3 separate regions of the Mus musculus genome follow, and regions 1 and 3 are each linked to region 2. Evidence: chromatin loops called from intact Hi-C (ENCODE). Cell type or tissue: heart. All regions are shown on one strand.

Region 1 (8,000 bases), 270 kb before region 2:
TCAGGACCCCACCCTTCATCATCCCACCTATGTACAGCTCTGCTCACTCACATATAGCAAGGGTCACCAATGCAGGCCTCCTTCCTGAAATGTGGGAGGGAGCCTGGGTAGGAGCCTTACCGTGCTTCTCATAAAAGGAGGGTTGGTACCAGGACCTAGAGTGGCTCCCAGAGAAGGCCCCGGTTGGCCAGCCTATCCTCATTAAGTCCTGTAAGCGGACACTGGACTGTGATGCAGCGGGGGCACAAAGGACCTACAGCTGGCCCTCAGAGCTGATGGCTGGTGGGGTTTGAGTGGTGATGGCTTAATGGTTACACTGTGCAGTGCAGGAAGAAACGGTTGGGAGTGAAAAAGGGTGAGGGTACTGGGGGTCTGAGGGTACATGGCAGATTTGAGGGGTCAGGAAATTTTGGTTGAGAAGGCAACGTAAGAGTGGAGGACTGGAGGCAGACAAAAGCATTGCCAGTGCAAAGGCCCTGGGGGTAGTGCTGAGTCTGCGGCTACAGAGGAGGCATTGAGGTCCCAGGACCACACCAGTCAGATGCTGAAGAGATCCCAGAGTGGTTAGGGAAAGCTGTGGAAAGGCGAGAAGGTGGCAGATCTTTGGCATGTGACGGTGAGAGAAAGGAATTCAGAGATGACACTAGGACTTTGGACCCAATCCCAGGAGGACAAAGATGCTACCAGCGGTGAAGAAACATTCGGGAGCTAAGAGCACTGGTTGCTTTTACAAAGGATGGGGGTTTGATTCCCAGCACCCACATGATGCCCCACAATCACTTGGAACCATAGTCCTGGGGATATGATGTCCTCTGTGGGCACTACATGTATGTGGTACACAGACTATATGCCAGCCAAACAGTCATACACATAAAATAAAATGAAAGAAAAAAATAAATAAAAGAAACAGTGGTCAAGGAGCCAATCAGGACTAAGGAGGACAAGTGCTCGGCGATTGCTACACTCGCTTTCCTGGAGATGATTTCAGGCATGGTACAAAGCAAAGGAGGCATGCTGGCAGTGGGAAGAGGCCTGGGGCTCTCTCAGTGACAGCCTAGGTAGGAGACCCAGGGCAGTCTAGGCACAGGGTCACAGAGAAAGAAGCAAGCCACCTGAGTCAGGTGCCAATCAGAGGGGCCTGTTGGAGTTGCCCTGAGCTGGACCTCGTGAGGAGAGAGGAATGAGGAAAGCAGCCGCTTCAGGCAAGGTGAGAGAGAACACAGCTGGAGCAGACACAGGCGCTAAGGAGGGCTGAACAGGGAGGCACTAAGGAAGAGTCTTTGTTTAATGACCTTGTTGGAAAGGAGGCCTACCAGGAAGGCCTCAAGAGAAGAGAGGGGGACTGAAGGAGTGTTATCCTTGGCATGAGGCTGAAGACTCAGGTAAAAGACGGTGGGCCAAGATGTTGGGCGGAGGCACAGGTTTGGAGGGAGACAGTACCTCGGGCTTCTGAAATGCAGCTGAGGTGGGGATAAAATCCTGGGGTTCCAGGACTGCTTGGGTCCTCTATAGAGGCTCTGTCACCTCACTTCTCCTATCAGATAGTCACACGCGCATACGCACACACACACACACACACACACACACACACACACATGAGGGGTTGAGTCCTAAGGAATTCACAGAGCAGACTGTCTTGCTGGGCAGTGGGCCACATCTCAGAAGTTATGAAGGGGTTTGGGGGCAGTCGCTTGCTGGCCAGGGGACAATGCTATAAAGCTTTGAAGACAAAATATTAAGGATGGACGTTGCTCTGTGGCCCACTTGAAGTGTGTCCTGCACAGGGGGTAAGCCAGAAGTTTTTGGCTAGGGAGGAGTAGCAGAGTCCCCATGGAAGGCCTCCTCTCCCATGACACTACCCACTGCTCCTCCCACCCCTGCCTGTCTAAGGAGACCTAACTCCAGACCCTCTTTGTCTTTCAGTATCTGTCTCGGACACTGGGCCTAGATTCTGTCTCCTTTGGCTACCTACAGACAACCTTTGGGGTGCTTCAGCTGTTGGGTGGGCCTGTGTTCGGCAGGTATAGTATGTGAGGGATGCAGGTCTCTCAGCCCACAAGAGCCATTACCACCCCTAAAAGCCTGCGTCCTAACAGGTCCTCAGCATCCCTGTTCAATGCCCCTGTTCAATGCAGGAGAGGTCCAGCCCCTGGTAGACTTCCAAGCATCCTTGGTGCCACACTAGTGGGACCTCTCCACTCCAACTGATGGGCCTACAGCCTTGGTTTAAGCCCACGCACGTGACCACATACTCCCTGGGTGGTCCTTCACCAGCATCTCAGCCTACCAGCAGGCCTGGGTGGGGAGTGAGGGTAGGGGCCCCTCCCTGCTGGGAACTGACCAGCCCTGTGGCCTCAGGTTCGCAGACCAGTGCGGGGCAAGAGCGGCACTCTCACTCTCCTTCCTGGCGGCCTCTGCTCTGTACCTGCTCCTGGTGGCCTCCTGTAGCCCAGCCCTGCCTGGTGTCTTCCTGCTCTTCGCCTCACGCATACCCTCTGCCCTCATGCACACACTTCCAGGTAGGGATTGCTGGGCAGGCCTAGCTCTAAGCCGGTAGAGGGAAGAGACCAGAATGTGGCTTCAGGTAGGGGGCAGGTAGCCGGTGAATAGGATAAGAGTGGTGGTCTCTGGATGGAGAGGTGGTGTATGGTCGGGAGCAGGCCAGATTGAGAGTGGAGAGGTGTGCTGGGCAGTGGTGGCACATGCCTTTAATCCCAGCACTTGGGAGTCAGAGGCAGGTGGATTTCTGAGTTCGAGGCCAGCCTGGTCTACAGAGTGAATTCCAGGACAGCCAGGGCTACAGAGAGAAACCTTGTCTCGAAAAACCAAAAAAAAAAAAAGAGTAGAGAGGTTTGTAGAAATGTGGCCTGAATGGAGGTACTGTGGAAGGGGCTTTGGGTATACGGTCTGGGTGGAGGGGCTGTGGGGCGTGGCCAAGTTGAAGGAGCTTGGGAGCGTGGGCTGAACCCCTGGGTGGGCTCTCCACAGTGAGGAGTCGTGTCCAGCTCAGCCCCACTCCCACCCACAGCCGCCCAGATGGTCATCACTGATCTGACAGCGCCCACAGAGCGGCCCGCAGCACTGGGCCGGCTGGGCCTCTGCTTTGGCATTGGAATTATCTTCGGCTCCCTACTTGGCGGGACCCTTAACACCGCATACGGGTAAGTGACCTAGCAAGATGGGAAGTCATTGGACAGGTGGCTCGACCTTGGACAATCGGCCCAGCAGCAACCACCCCTCTTGAAACTTGGTTTCCCCACCTAAATAACAAGCATTTGGGGGGCCAGCCAGCATGCAGGGTGGATGGGGCTTTGGGGTGGCGTCGCCAAGAGGGAGTTCCACCAGGGGGCGCTACAGTGACGGCCGTGAGCCCAGAAGTGCCGCGTCGGGGAAAGCTCCCCAGTAGAGCCCTAGCTAGCTATGTGTAGAGTGCTGGAAAGATGCCCCAATACATGATTCTAGGATGGTCTGTGTGGGTTGTCCCACTGCAGGGGACAGGCCCAAATATCTTTAAGTAGCTGAGAGGCTCTTGGGAGAAAAGCCTCCCCGAACTTAGCACGCTCCCTCGCTCCTTGCCCCAAGCCTCCTGCACCACTCTGAGTCAGACCTTAAGAGACCGCCCTTACCTGCCTGTCAATCACCCCAAAATCACATCAGCTGTGGTTCTGGGACAGGCGCCTCATCTGGCAGGGGTGTGTGCTCCTGGAGAGAGCTTTCCTAGAGCCTAAATTTTTGTGCTTTTAGAGGGACACTTCTGTCATGACAAGGCTTTCTTACCTTGGATAAACAATGCCAGTCGTAGGTTCTCAGAGTTTTGACTTACTCCCCAAGCCAGGGCCTCCTGAAGGCCTGTAACCTAGGCTCCCAAATTTCCTCAGACCTACCCCAATTACAGTAGAGGTATCTGGGTCATGGTTGAGCTCAGACATCCAGGCATGGGCTGACTCCGTGACCCTCTTACAGCATGGTTCCAGGAATGATCTGTGGTGGACTCTCCTGTCTGTCTGTCCCTGCAGTGGGGACAGACACAGCTTGGCAAGAAGGTCTCCAGGGACACATGGCAGGGCACATTGACATGGCTCTGAATGTCCTCTTAGCATGTGAGTGGGGGCCTGAGCTTCTCTGCTCAGCGGTGTCAATTGAACATCTAATAAGTGTCCCTGGGGTTTAAGATTCTGGGGCACAATAGAAAATAAGACAGTCCAAGTCTCTAGAATGTCTTAGAAATAGGTCTAGGGTCCTAAGAAAATGGCCAGCAAGGCAAAAGATTTGTTTCATTTCTGCTCTTGCTCTTCTTGCTCCCGCTCTGTCCTCTGGTCCCTTCCCCCCACACACATCCCCCCCCCCCCCCCGTGCTCATGGCCGGCTTCTACTTCTCTACACTCTCTCTCTTTCTTGCTGCTGCCGTTGTCTGTCTCTACTACCCTCTCAACTCCCCTCCCCATACCCTGAATAAACTCTATTCTATACTATTAAAAAAAAAAAAAAGGTTTCACTTCTGTGGAAGGGGTCATAGTCACAGCCAGCCAAGCAGGTAAACCCACCACTGGGACCTTCCTAGGGTTTTCCTCCTAATGCAAAGGGGCCCTGTGCCTCACTGTGAGTGCTCAGAGCTCCTCCATCTGGTGTTTTTACGTCGAACTCAGTGTTCATACATGATTGGCTGGTTTAAAGCAGTGTAGTTGATAAGCACAATGCAATTTTGAGCAGAATTCCTGAACTTGAGCACATATTTTGATTTCAAGAAGCGATTACCCTGGGGGGGATTTGGGTTTGGGCCAAGCAGCTTCTCTACTCTTTTCTTTATCTTTTCTATTAAAACGAAAAAAAAAAAAAAAAACAGGGTCTCGCTATGGAGAGCCCTGGCTAGCCTGGAACTTGCTATGTAGACCAGGCTGACTTCAGCCTCACAGAAATTTATCTGCCTCTGCCTCCCAAGTGCTGGGATTAAAGGCATCCAGCTCTTTTACAGTGTTTTTGGTTTTTTATGAAGTTTTGTTTTATTTAATGGATTGATAGAAAAGATGGTACATTTCCCATGGATGTTATAAAGTTGAATTGAGCTATGTGAGATACAGAAAGAAAGGACTCAGGATTGGGGTGTGGGGGGAGGGGGATAGGTGATCACCTGGATTTCTAAGCGGGTGAATTTTGAGTAGAAACTCGAGAAAGGAGTGAAGCAAGTCAGTGAGGGTGTACAGACCCCAACGTGCAGAGAACCGAGGTGGCCCAGTGGCTGCAGGGGCTGAGGAAGGGGAGGAGTCAAGCCATGGAGGGAGCAGGGAAGAACACACACAGGGAGGTGGGGGTGGGGTGGGAATGGGGACGGCTGAGTAAGAACAGTGACTGAACCAGAGACGGTCATGAGGTCCGGGACAAAGAACAGATTCTGGCCTGTTTCTGCCCATGGGTGGGAGGGAAATGCAAACTCAAGTCTCAGCACTAATTATGCAATCCAAACTGGGCTTGCCCAGTAGGGTCTGAGCAGCTGGAAGTCCCATGGGAACTGTGGAGCACCAAAGGACTGTGGAGCACCCCTTCCAGTGGTGGACAGTGAACACTGCGTCCCCAGGGGTGCCCTGGATGCTCCTGGCCTTTCAAGTTTAGGAGGCAGGGGAGCTGAGGGCTGTGTGCCTTGCAGAAAACAGGGACCTAAGCTGCAATAGCAAATCAGCTCAGACCCAGAAGGGGACAAGGATTTGTTCCCATGTCCTCTGTGTTGGGGTTCATAGGTGGGCCACAGGAAAGAGGAAAGAACAGAGGGGTCAGAAAAAGCAGAGTATGGTTGTGCAGAGGAGATGTAGGTACCCAGGGGTAGGCAACGTTCATGGGGCCACACTCCTGCTGCCAGAGGCAGGGATGCATTCCCTTACCTCCACATGTTTTCTTACCTGTGGTGTGGGCACTGCAGGGTTGACCTCACCCTCAGACACTGAGCAGCCCTGATGGGGCACAGGCACTGTCAACCACACACTTTCCACTAGCAGTCTGCCTGTCCAGCAGTCTGCCTGTCTGTCCAGCCCCTTACACACCCTTTGTCCTCAGGTGCATTTCCTACATCCCATCACTGACTCAGAGGACACCGCTCGCTCCTTCTTCCCTCTCAGCTGCTCCCAAGATGCTCTTCTCTGCCACCCCACCCAGAATAGTCTATCAGCCGCACTGGCTCCTTTTATCCCAAGATCCCTCTATAAATCAAGACGTTTCTATAGAAAGCGATCGACCTCAGCATCTAATTTGATGAGTTGGGAAACTGAGATCTAAGAAAGGAGGCAGTCCAGTGCCCAGACCTGGGGGCAGTGCACAGTGACAGCGGGGGACTTCAAGTTGTCACATGTAAGACGGAACCCTCATGATCAGACCTCAAGCTGTGCAAAGCTGCAGGAGGTCCATGGAAAGATCTCTCTTGTGGCTTATGGCTGGGGAATCTGTCCCATTCAGATGTGACTCGTCACACCCATAGCCAAGCAGCCCTCTGGGATTCACACAGCTGTGTGATGGTCCCTCGTGTGTTTGTGAAGGCATGGAGGCCTAGATATTTAACCCATTTGCAGTCACTTCTCATTCCCATAGAGGCCAGGGAGGCAGCCCTAAGACCCGGACTTCCTTATCTTACCCTTCTACCTTCCACCCCACACTCCACACCCTAAGCTCTGTACCTGACACCTGACTTTACCTCAGGCAAAAGACACCTAGACCTTACCCTCCCCTTCCTTGATGGTAATCAAGCCCACATAGGGGTCTCCCTGTCCCCTGTCTCTCTGCCCACTTCTGGGAGCCTGTCCCCTTGGAAGAGCCCAACCATGCCCATCTCTGAAGCCTGGGGCAGCAGGGAGGAGGAGGAAGTAGACTCAGCACTGGTGTAACTGGTTTGAGACAGCCTACTGCTGAGGACCAGGAGGCTGAGCTGCCCAAAGAGGGTCCTGAGCTCAGAGCCACTTACCCACACATCAGCATATGGGGGTGGCCCTGTGACTTATCACCCTGAACCCCAACATCTCACAGCCTGTGGTTGGACTTAGAGAGGGTTGTGAGCCATTGGCCCTCAGGGCCCAGTTTAAGTATTAAGAATGTGCTCTAGGGTGGGTGTGGGGGAGCACCCTCATAGAGGGATGGGAGGATTCCAGAGGGATGACCAGGTACAGGGCCAGAGAGGAGCTGGGTGCCTGGTAATGGAGGCAGAGTCCTGTAAACAAAATGACCAGGTTATTTGAAAAGATCCAAGGGTTAAAAGTAGCCAGAGCCAGGAAGATGGGAGCAAGGTCCGAGTATTTGGGTGTGATGAATATACCCTTCATATTGTCTCAGGAGCCACCATCAGTATGGAGCACAAGACCTATGTAGTCCTGTAGTCCCCAATGGCCATTTTTGTAAAACCCCTGCTATTTGGGGTACTAGCCATTTGGAAGCAGATATGCCTTCGGTGATTCAGGAGGATCAGGCCTGGGGGTTGGGAGTGAGGGCTGCCCAAGAGGGTCAGATTTCATTCTTTTGAAGGTGGAGCCATCAGGTTTACTGATGGGTATCAGGAGAAGACCCTAAGAGACAATATGAGATATCTAAGTTCAATCCTGAGGGCTGTGGAGGTGAAGTCAGTGACCAAGATCTGGGACAACAATGACTGGCAAACAATGACCGCCCATGAGTGGTCCCTGTAAGCCAGTGGTACCCGACTTTCCTAATGCCGTGACCCTTTAAATATAGTTCCTTACATTGTGGTGACCCCCCAAACATAACTTTGTTTTGTTGCTACTTCATAACTGTAAGTTTTGAAGCTTTTGAAACTGTTACTGTTATGATTCATAATGCAAATATCTGAATAGGTTGTTTGACACACACACCCCAAAAAGGGGTCGAAGCCCACAGGTTGAAAATCACTGCTTGAAGCAAAGCTGAGGTGGTAACTAGCCTCAACTGTACCCTCTCCAGACCCAAGCTTGCAGATCCCAAAGGGGTTCAGACAAGGAGGCACATAGAAGACAGCTGCTGACGAATCATGC
Region 2 (8,000 bases):
ACCATGTGTGAATACCATGCCCTTATGAGGAGAGAGAGAGAGAGAGAGAGAGAGAGAGAGAGAGAGAGAGAGAGAGAGAGGAAGAAAGGATCCAACTGCCAACGTCCATCACCATCACAGCACACTGAGGAAGAAAAGCCACATGGCCCTCTCTTTTCTCCTGATGGGAGCAGAGCGAGCACTCAGCAGAACTCAGGGGCTGGAGAAAGGGCTCGGTGATTAAGACTGCAGCAGTCAGATCTCTGGTCTACAGAGCCAGTTCTAGGACAGCCAAGGCTACACTTTGAAACCCTGTTTCAAAAAACCTTAAATAAATAAATAAATAAATAAATAAATAAATAAAATTTAGAAAGTGTATACTGTTCTCGCAGAGGACCCAGGTTCAGTTCCCAGCATCCACAGCAGGCAGCTCCCATCCACCTGTATCTCCAGGCATGAGAAAACCCACAATGCCCAATACCATGGGCGACAGAGGAACATCAAAGATTTCTCCTTGGGTCAGGACCAGAGCAAGGCTGTCCACAGTCTCACTGCTCTTCAACAACACTTGGGGGTCCAGGTCATTTCAGTGGGACAAGAAAAGGATGTAACCAGAGCACACCCCAGCACTGCAAAACTAAGCACAACACCCAAAACTTCATGGGGCAGAGACTGGTGCTCAGTGGCACAGATCTTCAGTGGCACAGATCTTGCCCAGCATACAAAAACCCTGGCATCTTGCTTTATTGCTCTGTTGCTGTGCTAAACACCATGACCAAAACAATTTATGGAGGGCAAGGGTTTGTTTGGCTTACAGGCCGCGGTCCATCATAAAGGGAGGCAAGAGCAGGGCCTCAAGGCAGGAATCCAGAGGCAGGAGCTGAGAGTAGGCACCACAGAGCAATGCAATTACTGGCTTGCTCAGTCTGCTTTCTTATACAGCCCAGGATCACCTGACCACAGTGGTACTGCACACAGTGGTCTGGACCCTCCCCAATCAATCATTAGTCAGAATAATGATCCCTCAGACTTGCCCGCAGCCAATATGATGGAGAAAATTCCTCAACTGAGATTCTCTTTTCCCAAGTGACACCATCTTGGGTCAGTTTGACAAAAACCCTAACCAGCACATCTGGCCTCCATCCCAGCACAGAAAATGAGAAAGAGGAGGAGATGAGAAGGAGGAGAAAGAAGAGGAAGAGGGGGAGGAGAAAGGGGTATGAGGGGCAGCTAGGCACACTGGGAATGGAGAAATGACGTTGCCTCTGTCTGCACGAAATATATGCTTGGCCCAGATTACGGACATATGGGTTTGTTTATTACTAAAATGTATCGAGTTCTGTTATATCCACTATGAACGAAAACATTTATTTGTAACCACTTTAAAAATCTTTACAAAAAGACATGGAAGTAGAAGGGTGCAGAAGTAGGTGTGGGAAGTGAAGGGGAATCTCATACATACACACAATATCAATATCATACAAACACAATGCAACACAATATCATACAAACATACACAATGTCATACACACATATCACACATATATGCATATTAACATATGTGCACAATATTAACATCATACAAATACATAATATCATACATACATACAATATTGATATAAAACATACATGCAATATTAATCTCATACATATACACAATATCATACAATATTAATATCATACAAGCACATATAATATACACATATTAATCTCATACATACACACAATATTAATCTCATACATACACACAATATTAATAGCAAACATACATACAATATTAATATACAAACACACAATATCATACATGCATACATTAATATCATACAAACACATATCATACATACAATATTAACATCATACATACATAATATTAACATCATACATGCAATATTAGTCTCATAATACACACAATATCATACATACATACAATATTAATATCATACAAAATATATGTCATACACACATATTAAGATCATATATACACACAACATTAACATCATACATACAATATCAATAACATGCAATACACACAATATTAATCATAATACACACTTTATTAACATCATACATTACACACAATATTAATAACATACATACACACAATATTAATATACACACATATTAACATCATACATACACATAATATCATACATTACACACAATATTATTATCATACATATACACATATTAACATCATAGATACACACATTATTAACAAAAAACATTTTTAAGACCTAGGCAACCAAACCAACCCCCAAAGAAACCCATTGTTTTGTGCAAGTAATGTATATTAATGATTTTTTGAACTTTTATTATAATTAGTGTTGTTGTGTGTGTATGCTGTGCAGAGGGGGCACTGTGTGGTAGCGTGTGTGTGTGTGTGTGTGTGTGTGTGTGTGTGTGTGTGTAGGTCAGAAGATAATTTCTTCCATGTTTATGTGAATTCCATGGATAGAACTCAGGCTCTCAGGGTTGCAGGAGAGAGGGACAAACAAATTTACCTGTTAGGCTACTTCAACAGCCCGACAATTAAAACAATTTTTTTGAGGTAGCTAGACCCAGAGAGATGACTTGGTGGTTAAGACAAAGCACCGCTTTGAAGAGGATCTGAACTTGGTCCCTGGCACTGTCACTGGGGCTCATAACAGCTTGTAACTGTACTTCCAGGGCATTCAATGCCTCTGGCCTCTACAGGCACCTGCGTTCAAGTGCACAAACCTACACACACACACACACACACACACACACACACACACACACTTGTAATCATAATTAAAACTAAAAGTAAATATTTTTTAAAAAGAATTGCTAATACAGTTTTGAAAGAAAGTAGTGGAAGGGCTCTTGCCACTTGACTTAAGTGAAAACATCCAAGAATCAATTCTGTGCAGTATTAGTGTTGGCAAAAGAAACAATGCAGATTAACAAAATGGAGCTGAGGCCAGGAGTCCATGGGACATTGGTTTTGGCCACAGACACAAAGACAGAAAAGGCATTTCAGTGGAGAAAAGGCAGGCTGCCAAACAAAAGGTGCTGTGACAACTGGCCTTTTCTCTGCAGACAGACAACCTGGATCCATTCTGCCTTCGTTTAGAAAAGTGTCGGCCAGAACCATGTAAGGAGAATTTGTGTCCAACCTGTGGCGCCACTGGGAGGTGGTGAGACCACCCCCCCGCCCCCCCCCCGCCCCCCGCTAGGAGGTGGGGCTAGGACGAGCCCTTGAAGGGGCTCTTGGGACCTGCAGTCCATTAGCTCCTGGCAAATTGGATCACAACAGTATGGCCAGATGGTGGAGCAACAGCGCCCCCACATGTCGCTGAAAGGAACCCCAAGTACGCCAAGAGGCTTTGGCCTTTGGAAAGCAGATTGGCAGTTTTACATTCACGCCTCTAGGAGACTCAGCTGCTTCGTAGCACTGCACCCACCCAGGCAAATTGACATCTGCACAGAAACGTGTGTGTTTTCTATGGCTTTGTTCACAGACGCCTGAGGCAGAAGCAAGCTGGCAATGTTTCAGTGCGACAGAAGAGTACCAGGGCATTGGCAGAGCAAACATCCGCCCCTCCCCCAAATGCTTTCCTCCACTCAGCAGCATGCAGGAATCTCATAAGCTCTCTGCAGCTCAGAAGAAGCACAGAAGTTTCTGGAAAAGGCAGAAGTGTAGGGAGAGAGAGAGGGAGGGGGAGGGGGAGACTAAAGGTGAGGAGAGGGAGATAGGGAGGGGAGAGGGGGAGAGAGGGAGAGAGAGGGGGAGAGGAAGAGGGAGAGGGAGGAAGGGGAAGAGGGAGGGGGAGAGGGAGGGGAGGGGGAGAGGGGGAGACAGAAGGTGAGGAGAGGGAGATAGGGAGGGGAGAGAGGGAGGGAGGGGGAGGGGGGAGAGGAAGAGGAAGAAGGAGGGGGAGGGAGAGAGGGAGGGGGAGGGAGATCAGGGGTGAAAGGCAAGGGACAAGGTGGACCCCTCGAGACCCCAGGGCTGGTCTTAGAGTGTCCAGATTATTCTGCAGTTGAACTGCAGTGGCAGCGACACCACTGTGGACACACAGCCACACACTGTCAAAATGACATGCGTGAACTACTACCATACCCTCATGTGGCAGTTAGCTTTAAGTGTTAACTTATCACAACCTAGAATCACCTGGGAAGAGAATCTCAATAACAGATCATCTGCATGACAGCTTTGGGGTGAGGGTGGGGGTGTGTGCTGTGGGCATTTCTGTGGGGATTGTCTTAATTAAGCCAATCAATGCCACACCTTAGGTGGCACCATTCCCTAATCAGGAGCTCCTGGACTATGTAAGACTGGAGAAGTGGCACTGAGTACAAGAGAGTGAGCATGCCTGCATTCATTTTCCTGTGCTCTTGACTTCGGCTGTGACTGCTGTGACCGGCTGTTCAGTTGCTGCTTTGACCTCCCTGGTATCATGGAGTATAAACTGGAATTGTAAGCTGAACTAAACCTCTCTCCTTTGAATTGCTTCTAAATTGTTATCACCACAACAGAAATGAAACTTGAACAGCCCAGAATGCCACACTGAGGAAATGATGGAACGAAATGTCACCGATAGGGAGTTGTCTTCCAAAGGCACGTACATGCACGGGGGCTGTGGGACGTGTACACACATGCAGAGGGGCCCCCTGAATGGATACAAGCTAAACAGTTGGCAGTGGAAAAGCCCCGGAGGCCATTCTGCCCCAGGTCAGGGCTGTCCCTGTCCAGAGCAAATTCCATCCTGGTAGATCAGAGCCTGGCTCTCTGGATGTGGGAAGGGACCACAGACATCGGGACACCAGCAGTCAGTGGTCTGTGGTGGCTGTCTTAGGGTCTCATGGAACAGGGGATCTATTCTCCTGAGAATAGATGTGGCTCCTTGGCATTTTCAGTCTCTGACACTGAGGCCTCAAGCAAGAATCCAGCAGGACCATGAGTGAAGGACCTGTCAGCATAGAGGTAGCTGGATAGTAGGCGTAAGGGGTGCTCTCTCCTGGGCGGAGCAACTCTTGGCTCTGGGCCTTGACTCTCCAGGTATACATAAGGGGATGGGTGGTATCCTGTCATATTGGAGGCCATGTAAACTCCAAGACAGGCTGGTAGTCTAAGCCCCTCATGTCTTATCCTGCTAGCCAGAGAGGAAGAAACATAGGGTGGCCTGGAGTGATGTGGGTGGAACTATAAGGCTCAGAAGCAGGATGGGGAGTGACAGAGGCCCTTCCTGAGCCTTTGTGAGCCCACGACTCTGACCTCAGGAGAGAGGGTCCACTTCATTCCTGAGGTAGAGGGGACATGTGAGAAGAACACTTATGAGGCAGAGGACAGAGAAGAGATGGGGTATGTCACTCCTGGCTGTATGCAGGTATGCGATGGGAAACCCAACCTCCATGTGCGTCCTGCAGGATGTTCTTGCTCTCTCTTTACCCTCCTGCAGTGTGTGTGTGTGTGTGTGTGTGTGTGTGTGTGTGTGTGTGCACGCACACACGCCAGATCAGCCTCAAGTGGCGTTCCTCGGGCACTGTCCACCTTGCTTTTGGTTTCTTGCTATTTTCAAGCCTCTTACTGGCCTAGAACTTTCAAGTTTAGACTTAGTTAGGCTGGCTCACCACTAAGTCCTAAGGATCCTCTTGTCTCTGCCTCTCCAACTCGGAGGTTACAAGTGTGTGCCACTATGAGCAGCTTAAAGTTGGGTTCTGTGAGGACATCCTTTCACAGTGAGGACTTTGCAAATTCCCTCCCCAACCCAGAACTTGGGATTCTTACACCTTCCACCTCCTACAGCCAAAGGGATAACAGAGTCATCTGGAGTGATGGAAACAGGCTATAAGCAAAGTGGCCTGGGGTGGCTGCCATCAGCCACACACCAATGCAGGCTGAAGGTGTAGTGGATAATCCAGGAACTCACTTTAGCATATTTATTTATTGTTAAAGATTTCTTTATTTATTATATGTAAGTACACTGTAGCTGTCTTAGGACACCCTAGAAGAGGGCATCAGATCTTATTACAGATGGTTGTAAGCTATCATGTGGTTGCTGGGATTTGAGCTCAGGACCTTTGGAAGAGCAGTCAGTGCTCTTAGCCGCTGAGCCATCTCTCCAGTCCACTTTAGCACATTTAAATGTCAGTTTGAACAGCCTCAGGTGGACTGTGGTTGCCAAGGCACACTTTGCTTTGTGACTGGGACCTTGGGCTCAGTTGGGGCACCAGTTTGCAGGTGGCAGTGATCCAGAGTTGCTACTAAAGATGTCTGATTACCCAAAGGTACGTGCAAATTTGACATATTCCCTGTAGAGATGCATGAATTTTCCCAGAACTAGAAAAAGCAACCCTAACATGCAGGTAGAATCTGCTGGCACACAGATACATGGAAAACCAGTCTTGGCAAGCATGGTCAATTGACTTTTGATAATGGTGTTGAAACAACTCTGAGAGTTAGTTATGCAATCTTCTACTAGAGAGGAACAGTGTCTGGCCACACCCTGAGGGGTATCCCCCTGTCCTACCTGTCACACATAAATAAAACTAAAATAAACCCAAAACAATTTAAAAGAACTCTCCCTGGGCCTGAGTGGGGTGGGGGGCATGGTGGCCCATAGCCACCCTGCAGTTGACAGGGTTCCTTTGATCACTCTTTCCATGGTTAAATGATTTGCCGTGTCTGTCACTGAGCAATGCTGCTGGCTTGCAGGCCCACTGGGCTTTGAGATCTGCAGGGAGCACATACATAGATACTCGGGCTCCAGCCAGGGACCCATCATGCCTGGTGAGGGGTGAGAGCAGAGAGCATCCTGACCCTGCACACAGAGCTTTGTCAACTTGTTAGGGATTGTCCTGAAAAAGGTGGGATGAGCTATAACCAGATGGACAGGCCTGGCCTATGCTGGAGGCCCGTGTGTCCTTGCTCTTTCTCACACACTTGACAAGGACAGCTGAGGTGAGATATGGTGCTGAGAGCTATAAGGAGCCAGTGATAAGGGCAAGTCCCAGGTCTGGAGAAATGCAGGGTTTGCTTGTGATAAGGCTTGGACTCAGAAGTCCGGGGAGGCAAGTTCAATGTCCAGAAGGTTAGTGAACATCAGCCTTACAGCTGGCCAGTGCCCAGGTGTGACATGAACTTGACTAGGGTTAGGCACTGAACGTCCCTGGGGAACACACCTGGCGGTGAGAGAAGCTGAGTCCTACCTTCCAGACTGCTGTCTGGGGGAACACAGCAGAGTAGAAAGATGGATGTGTAGTCTGCCTGGAGAGCCCCCCCTACCTGCTGCAGCTCCTATGTCTCCCACCGGGAAGTCTCAGCCTGAGGTGGTCCTGAACAGTCCCTGGGTTTGTCTGGAGACAGGGCCAAAAAGATGTGGCCGCCACACACTCCTAAAGCAGCAGGGTCTGGAGAAACAGACACTGGTGTGACAAGGACAAACGATGGGACAGCCAGGATGGCTGTCCTTAAAAGGACAGCTCCTGACTCAGCCAAGATGTGACTCTCACCAGATGGAGGTGAAAGATGGGACCAGAGCCGCAGGTCACCCTGGCACTGGGTGGCCTGCAGGTTTCTGGCTGGCAGGCTCAGATGTCCTTGTCCCTGCTCCAGTTTCACCCTAGGGAATGTAAGGAGAAGGAGGTGGGCCAGGGTGACCTGTCTTGTCTGACTCATGCAATGGGGACTGTATAAGTTTGCGGTGGATGAGGTCTGGGGATGGAGCTCTGGCTGAAAAGAAGCAACAATCACAATATTGGGAGGTTGGGATTGTCAAGCCCTCCCTACCCCCCATCTAGGTAAGACCTGCTTCTCCCTAGAAGTCACCAACCCAACTACACCCCCATAGTCACCCCTGCTCCTGGCTTCTCTTGCTCATAGATCCTCTACCCCAGCCATGACTGCAGCCTCATGTAGAAGGGGGCCTTGCATTGGTTCTCATCAGCCCGAGGCTCCCAGAGGCAGCAGGTGGGTTTTCTGCTATCTTCTCACTGGAGTGGCCGCTGGCCTCGCTTTCCACACTGCTGTGACCCTTTCCTCCTTGGCTGGAAGCACT
Region 3 (8,000 bases), 160 kb before region 2:
GTCCCTCATAGTGGTGCTATTTGGGGTGGTGGTAGAACTTTGCTGGCAGAAGTACATCAGTGGGGGTGGGCTTTGAGAGTCTATAGCCTTCCCCATCTGCTGTTGGCTCGCTCGGCTTCCTGCTGCCATGCTTCCCCCATCATTATGGACTCTTTCTGGAACCATGAGCCACCACCTGGAGCCACCCCCTCAAACTCCTTCTTCCTTAAGTTGCCTTTGTCCCTGGAGTTTTTTTTTTTTTTTTTAAAGATTTATTTATTTATTTTATGCATGTGAGTACACTGTAGCTATAGAGATGGTTATGGGCCTTCATGTGGTTGTTGGGGATTGAATTTTTAGGACCTCTGCTAACTCCAGTCAACTCTGCTCGCTCTGGTCGGCCCCTCTTGCTCTGGTTAACTCTGCTCGCTCCAGCCCCAAAGATTTATTTATTATTATATATAAGTACACTGTAGCTGACTACAGACATACCAGAAGAGGGCATCAGATCTTATTACGGGTGGTTGTGAGCCACCATGTGGTTGCTGGGAATTGAACTCAGGACCTTTGAAGAGCAGTCAGTGCTCTTACCCACTGAGCCATCTCTCCAGCCCGTCCCTGGAGTTTTATCACAAGAACAGATACTTATCTGCTACAAGTAGCAATGAACAAATGAAGATCAACATTTTTTAAACCATTCCTTAAAATAGCTCCAAAACAGTCATGAAAAGGTGCTTGACAACACTTGCCATCAAGGAAATACTAATTAAAACCCAGCACAGCCAGGCATGGTGGCAGGCACCTTTAATCCTTGCGCTCAGGAGAGAGAGACAGGGGAATCTCTATGAATCCAAGGCCAGCCTGGTCTACATGAGTTCCAGGCTAGCCTGAGATAAAAGAAAGACCCTGTCTCAAAATAAAATAAAATAAAATAAAATAAAATAAACAATTACAGGGGCTGGAGAGCTCAGAGGTTAGGAGCACTTTGATGCTCAGCCATGGCAAGGTAAATCTGGATCCTAGTATAGATACACATAACCACGTAACTGCAGATCCAGAGGATTTGACTCCCTCTTCTGACCTCTGCACACACATGCACACACCAAACAAATAAATAAACCCATCCCAATTACCAAAAGCCCCACACCTATGATAGTGACAGAGTCTTCAGGACTCTGTTGATGGCACCTCAGTGGGGACTCCTTTAAGGCCAGTGAAGTGCAGAACGCTGCAGAGACTTTAGAAATAAGCATTCATTCGCCATATGATCTGGCAATTACATTCATTATTTACCCAAAAGAGCTGAAAACGTATGTCCACACAAAGCCCACACACAGCTGTCTATAGCAGATTTATTCATAACTGCCAGACCTGGAAGCAGGATACCCTTCAGATAAACAAGTGGGTCTTATCTAGACAATGGGATACAGAGTATTAGCCAGTGCTAAAAAGACAGGCGCTATGAGGCCATGGAAAGGAATGGAGGAAACTTAAACCATGTATTTCTATGAGAAGCAGTGGCACTATAAAATAATTACAGATACCTGGTTCCTTACACAAAGCCTCTAAGTTGTTGGAATTTCCTGGGTGAAGGAGCATCTATTGTTCCATAAGGGGACAGCCTTGGAATGGGTCTGCTTGTCAAGAGAGTTCCAACTACCAAGGTTACAAAGGGAAAGGACAGAGGCTAAGCTGATCACCAATGGCTATCAACAGTCTAATCAAACTAGTGTCACAAAGGTTCACAAGAACCCACAGTGTTAGTCACATGTATAATGCCAGCATTTAGGAAGCTGAGGCAGGAGGATAATCAGTTTGAAGCCAGACTAGACTGTGAAAAGACCCTATCTCAATAAACAAAATAAACCAACACAAAAAAGCCAAAGGACATGGTTGGGACGCTCTGGATAGCTGTTGACTGTGCTGAGTGGAGAAACCACAGCCCTGACTGCTGAGGCTCCTGTGAGCTTCCCTTCATGGCTGATCTTTCCAGGACAGCACGTGCTCTGTCCTGGGTGTAGGCCGATTCAGAGGGGTGTGGAATCCTGCAGCATCTGCCTGTTCTCAACCTGGTGTCCCACCTGTGTCACTGTGACCAATCTCAGAGAACAATACAACTCCGCACTGAGTTCCACAGGTCATTCAGAGAACCCAGGGATGTATGATGAGTGTTGGGGACTCCGAAGAGTCACCCAAATATATGGTGTAACACTCAGCAGCAATTCCATGTTAGAATATGGCCTAAAGAAACTCCTAGAAACTTGCACCACAGATGCCACACCACAGCTCACACGTGGATGCACACAGGCATTTGGGAAATGCAAACATAAGCCACAGGTGGGACTGCCTCCCACTCACAGGGACAGCTATCACCAAAGGTATTGGTCAAATGCTGGTGAAAACGCGCAAATGTGCTGTGTCAGCAGACTACCATGATGTAAACAGAATGCAGAACGTGGGATCCTGCAATCCCACTTCTGACATATGCAAAGAGCTTCTAAAAGCAGAGTCTAGAACCGAGATTTGTATACCATGCTCTCAGCACTGCAACAGCAAACAGCAGAACAACATAAATAGACAGAGAATTGGGAGTGGATAGCCAGGGTCCACCAAACAATGGAAGGACACTTGCCTTAGGTAGGACAGAAATGCTGGCCTACGTTGCAACATGGATGAACCCGGAAGACACTGTGCTGAGAGATGCCAACCACAAGAAATAAAACTGCACTTGCTCAAGGTCCCTCAACCATCAGACACACAGAAGGCAGGATATGGTGCCAGGGTCGAGGCAACCAGTGCTTCATATGGTGAGCTTGTTGGTCACCTCAGAAGCATCAGAGAGGTTCTTCCCAGAGGAATGGCAATGACCTCATGTGAACCCATCTCAAAAACACAGCTGAGGGAAAGAACATGGCCCTTAAGAGTATCTGCATGGAGCCGGGCATGGTGGTGCACACCTTTAATCCCAGCACTCGGGAGGCAGAGGCAGGTGGATTTCTGAGTTTGAGGCCAGCCTGGTCTACAAAGTGAGTTCCAGGACAGCCAGGGCTACACAGAGAAACCCTGTCTCGAAAACCCAAAAAAAAAAAAAAAAAAAAAAAAGGAAGAGTATCTGCATGGACTCATGGAGTTGCCTAACACCAGACTGTCTTATGAGAACACAGAAGAGAGAAAACTGAACAGAAAAAGACAGCAAAGGTAGAATGGTCAGCTCGGGTGGGGGCAAAATGGAACCCAATCTATAACACTGAAGCCAAACCTCTCCCAAGTACACCTTCATTCTGCTTGATGACCTACAGCCGTGATCCTTGTGTCTGGTTGCTAGGGCTAAAGAGTGGCCAGCAGGGGGTGCTAGCCAGAAGGGGAAGGACAGAGAGCAGGAAGATGCCCTCGCTTTTATCTTAAGGAGGTTTTCTTAGGAGGGGAGAGTTGGCAAGAGGGAGGGACAGCCCCAGCTGCACCCAGCCATGACTTGCTGCTCACTTCACCTTCAACTGCTGGCTCTGTTTCTGCTACCAAGAAACATAGGGGAAGAGCCAGTGGATAACTGTGGAAAACAGACGGCTGCTCCCCTGCATTCCAAGTAGAAGAGGGAGGAGGGAGCATGGGGGGAAGGCAGCTGCGATATGGGTTCTCAGGTTAGCCCAGGTTCAAGCCCAGTGGTGCTGAGCTTCCATGCCTGCAGAATGGGACTAGAGTCTGGGATCCCAGATGGGATGGGACAGTGATTAAACATCGAAGAAGGGCGCCACAGGCCTGGGTCACCTTGAGTGTGGATCAATCTTGTGCACAGTAAGACGTTTTCATACAAATGGGCCGTCCAGGACCTGCCAGAGCTCACCTGTACTTTGCTGTCTACTTCCTCTCCAGAGAGGCTGGATCGCACAGCCTGTTCCAGTGGTTCTGTGGCAAGTTTCACAGAGTTCTGGATCCGCTCCAGCATCTGCCTCTTGTCGGGATCTGTTGTCTCACTTAACTTGACTGAAAATGGCTACAACCATAAGAACACATCAAACACATCAGGTATGAGTTTCCAGTCCTGTCAGACCAAAGATAGCTATGCTCTAATTTCAGGCCTAATTTCTTCCCAGGACAATGCCGTGAGCATCCCAGATTGTTACTGCAGTTGCTAAGGGTGGTGTGTGACAGGAAACAGACAGATCTAGTCTCACCATTAGTGTGATGGTTTAAAAGAGGCTGTAGGCTCCTGTAGGCTCTGGTATTTAAATACTTGGTCCCAAGGTGGTGGTGCTGTCTCTGGGGAGGCTTGGAGGATGCAGGCTTTGGGATCTTAAGCCATGCCCTACCGCGTCCAGTCTGCTCCTCCTGCTCTGTGCTTGTGCCTGAGGATGTGAGCTCTTGGCTTTCTGCACCTGCTACAGTGCCTCCCTGCCATGATGGGCTCATGACTCTGGAGCCATAAGCCAGAATAAACAGTAAGTTGCCTCAGTCAGTGTTTAATCACTGTAATAATAGAAAAATAACTAAGACGTATCTAGGAACCACACATTGAAAGGAGGCTCGTTCAGAGCAGAGGTGTGGATGTGGAGAACATACTTCCTCAGTGGAGGTCACAGCACCATGAACACAATGAGAACTTACAGATCAAGGGTCTGCCTTGTGGTCAGAATTGGTCGTCGGATTGCTCGCGACCTTAACACTGAGGACCAGACAGCAAGAGGGATGGAGATGCATCAGGTATTTCCCCTAAGCGATAGGAACACTACCTATCCCACACCCTAGCCTATAAAACTCTGATCTGGTGACTGTCTTGTAGGCCTGGCAGGGGCAACATCTGCTGTGGCTTTGGGTCCCCAGTGAAGCTGGTTTGAGTCCTACAAAGGGCCTAAGAGGCACTAGGAGGAGGCAAGGGTGGTATCCATGGCCTTTACCTTCATGGCATCACGGACATCCTTCAGGAGCTGGGTGGCTGGGGGTTTCTGCTCCCGATACTGCTCAAACAGGTAGTTCTGCCGTGCCCGCCTGATGATCTGTACAGGTAGGAGACTGGTTATGATCAGAGTCCACTCTCTCCCATGTGTAGAACTGTTCTTACACTGCAGCTGAGTGAGGGTGAAGAGGCATGGGGACAGACACAGGTCCCAAACACTATGGCACTGTGAGACACCATTACCACCATTCCTTCTGTACCTGCAAAGTGGGGCTGAGGTTTACTGTGAACATCTGGGTATCTAAATACAGGTCACTGAGGCCCCAACTTTCTCAGCTAGCAAGATACAGAGAGGACCTGCTTCCACAAAGAACCAGGAGTTATGGGAACTTAGCCAATGCTCAGAATCTGCAGATTTCTCGAAGCATCTAGGCACCTGTGCAAATGACTACCTCTGCATAAACTGTGTATCGGTTCACTGCAGGGACTCACTGTTTATTAGGCCAGACACGAGCCTGCCTCCTCTCCAGCCCATCTGTCCATCCATGTGGCCCAGCAGTCCTGTAAGTCCTTATGCAGTCCCGACTGGCCTCACACTCAAATCATCCAGTCTCAGCCTCCTAAGTGACGGTGGGCAGCTGGATTTCTTATCTCAAAGTCCTGCTTCCTCTCATGTTAGCCATCAGGTCTGAATGTTAACACAGGCGCCCCCCTTACCTTATCATCAATGTCTGTGATGTTCATGCAGTAAAAGACATCATACTGGAAGTAATCCCTCAGCACCCTCCTCAGGATATCGAAGGAGATGTAGGACCTGAAGCAGCAGAAAGCACAGTTCCCCAGTTGGCACACAGTGCCTGTTAGTTTGATATTGCAAGAACATGAACAAACTGAGCACCCTAAAACTGAAAACACCCCCAAATCCAAGTTTTCTGAGCACCCACACGATGCCACAAAGACAAACTTCCATGCTATAATATTTCATCAACAAAACTGTTAAGAATTAAAATTACCTTTAGAATATGTACATAGGATACACGTGACATAGGTAAATGCTGGGTTTTAGTATGGGTTCCATCCCCAAGACCTCCCATTTAGATGAAAATGGTCCAAAATCCGAAAACCTGCGACCCTCAGCACTTCTGGACCAGACACCCAGGCTAAGGAAATTCAGCGTGTTAGGGACAGGCTCCATGGCTTTTACCCCATCAGCCATTAACTCCGAAAAGTCACACCGTTAACGTGTGTGTCTGTGTGTCAGGGAAGGGATCGTGGCCCACTACACCTTAGGTCTGCATGTATACATCACATATCCACCGGGGTAGAGACAGTGACTGGGTAGACTCCAGGATGGCAACACAGGCTCTTTAATTCTCCAGTAGTACCGATCCCCAGCATCAGACCCACCTGGCATGTCCCATGTGAGACGCATCATAGACAGTCGGCCCGCAACAGTACCACGTCACCTTCTTCCCATCTTGAGGTATAAATACATCCTTGTTAAAAAACAAGGAATGCCATCACCAGAAACTCAAGACACTCCACAGCACAGCAAGAGGAGCCATAGACAGCACACTAACTGATGGCTGAGGGCCATTTATTTGTGAGCCAGAATCTGGCTTTGAATTCACAATCCTCCTACCTCCACCTCAAAGGCCTAAGCCACAACCAGCAAGACCCTCCTGTCTCCTGTTTTACTGATAAAGTCATAGCATTCAGTAAGCTGTGTAGTGAGAGCCTGGTGAGGTGTCCTCACCCCCTCCCTCCCTGGAATGTTCCTCCTTCTCCTCCTCCTCTTCTTCCTCAGAGTGGAGAAGGGAACAAAGTTGCTGTTGTGAAAATGTCGGCTTAGCAAGAATTGCAGCTAACAAATACCAGCCTGGATCCTAACTGCTCTAGATAACCACCTCAGGAGGTTGGCACAGATGCCATCTTCCTCAGATAAAGAACAAAGGGCTAAGAGCAGCTAGCCAAGGTCTGTCCTTCCCAGAGGAGCCCGGCTTAGGGGCCAGAGCATCCAAACAGTCACAGACTTCTCTGGGAGGTGTCACTACCAGTGAGTTACGTAAGTCGATGGGACCTGTCCCAGACATGTCTCCTGCTTGCTGAGCATGTGATCAAACACTCAGCCAGGGTGCTGGAGAGATGAATGCATACTGCTTTGACGGACCTGATTTCAATTCCCAGCACCCATGCTGGGTGGCTCACAGCTCTAAGGAACCTGAAGCTTCTGGCCTCGGTGGGCACTGTATTCACATGCTCATAGCACCACATAGATACACACATATACACATAATTAGAAGTAAAACAATAAAAAAGTAATAATCACCATCCCACAACTGGAGAGCTTTCTGAAGCCTGTGCCACTATGGGTGTGAGCTAAGTATAGCAAACCATGATGAGCCTATCAGGTTAAGAGGCTGTAGTGGCTTCCTGGCACATGCTGGGCTCCAACACCACCTGGCGGGTTTGCCACTTTGCCTAATCTGCTTCGCTTAGGACAGTGTATGATAGCCATGAGTCCTCCTGAAAGCTGCCAGCACTTGGCTTGGCTGTTAGGACCTTGAACGCTCAGGCCTGGCCAATGCTGAGAGGCCAGCAGGCAGACTTCCCCAAAGTACTGTCGTGTACAAGGCATCTGCACCCTTGTTTCAGTGCACAGCTCTGTCTGGGTTGCAGAAGCCAAGGCAGAGGAGAAACAGAAGATGCAGAGGCCATAGCCCAGCATTGGAGTAACAGAAGGACTCTGAGCTTAAACTGAGGGAACATGGGAGTCATGTGCAAACTTTCTTACCTTGTTCCGGGTGAGGCTATTATAGAGGCGGAGCCTGCAGGGCTCAGTCCCTGCTGGGGGGGACCACTGAGGCTGCACTCGCCGGCCTTTACCTGGAAGCACAAGAACAGATGGGTCACATGGCAGGTCACCTCTGGCTCTCAACGCCAGGGTTGAGCAATGGCACTTGTGCTTTTGAGACAGATTCTCGCTTTGTAGCCCCAGCTGTTCTGGAACTTCTCATGTCGTTCAGGCTGGCCTCAAACGGAGGCTCCTCTGGCCTCTGCCTTCTCAGTGCTAGGCTTAAAGGCATGTATGTGGCTTGTGATCTTCAGTTCACCTTCTGCTGCTGCATTC

Evidence for each region. Peaks named below come from ENCODE experiments on the same cell type or tissue, not always from the same donor. Only the 100,000 strongest peaks of a DNase experiment are listed, where the experiment ranks them.
Region 1: a loop joins it to region 2, with 4 times the contacts of the local background. A loop is called at or near these places in 5 of 42 quality-filtered maps.
Region 3: it touches region 2 in a loop (3-fold over the local background); 17 of 42 quality-filtered maps call a loop at or near these places.

The regions. Positions count from the first base shown.
Region 1 is chr7:143,477,362-143,485,361 of GRCm38, forward strand. Slc22a18 (solute carrier family 22 (organic cation transporter), member 18) reads left to right here. Exons shown (of 11, transcript NM_008767.3): 3 at 1,924-2,021; 4 at 2,359-2,519; 5 at 3,029-3,161. Among named protein-coding and RNA genes, the nearest start is that of Slc22a18, 7.6 kb to the left of the region's middle. In heart, a CTCF peak has its summit at 3,342 (motif pointing right); a DNase peak (open chromatin) is centred at 3,280; H3K27ac peaks cover 242 bases; H3K27me3 peaks cover 4,149 bases.
Region 2 is chr7:143,745,272-143,753,271 of GRCm38, forward strand. It overlaps a transcript of Osbpl5 not described here. Among named protein-coding and RNA genes, the nearest start is that of Osbpl5, 8.9 kb to the left of the region's middle. In heart, a CTCF peak has its summit at 3,296 (motif pointing right); a DNase peak (open chromatin) is centred at 3,310; H3K4me3 peaks cover 744 bases; H3K27ac peaks cover 956 bases; H3K27me3 peaks cover 1,694 bases.
Region 3 is chr7:143,580,828-143,588,827 of GRCm38, forward strand. It overlaps Cars (cysteinyl-tRNA synthetase), which reads right to left. Exons shown (of 23, transcript NM_013742.5): 3 at 7,665-7,756; 4 at 6,278-6,366; 5 at 5,588-5,684; 6 at 4,872-4,970; 7 at 3,821-3,970. Among named protein-coding and RNA genes, the nearest start is that of Mir7064, 14 kb to the left of the region's middle. In heart, a CTCF peak has its summit at 3,323 (motif pointing right); DNase peaks (open chromatin) are centred at 3,324, 6,954 and 7,384.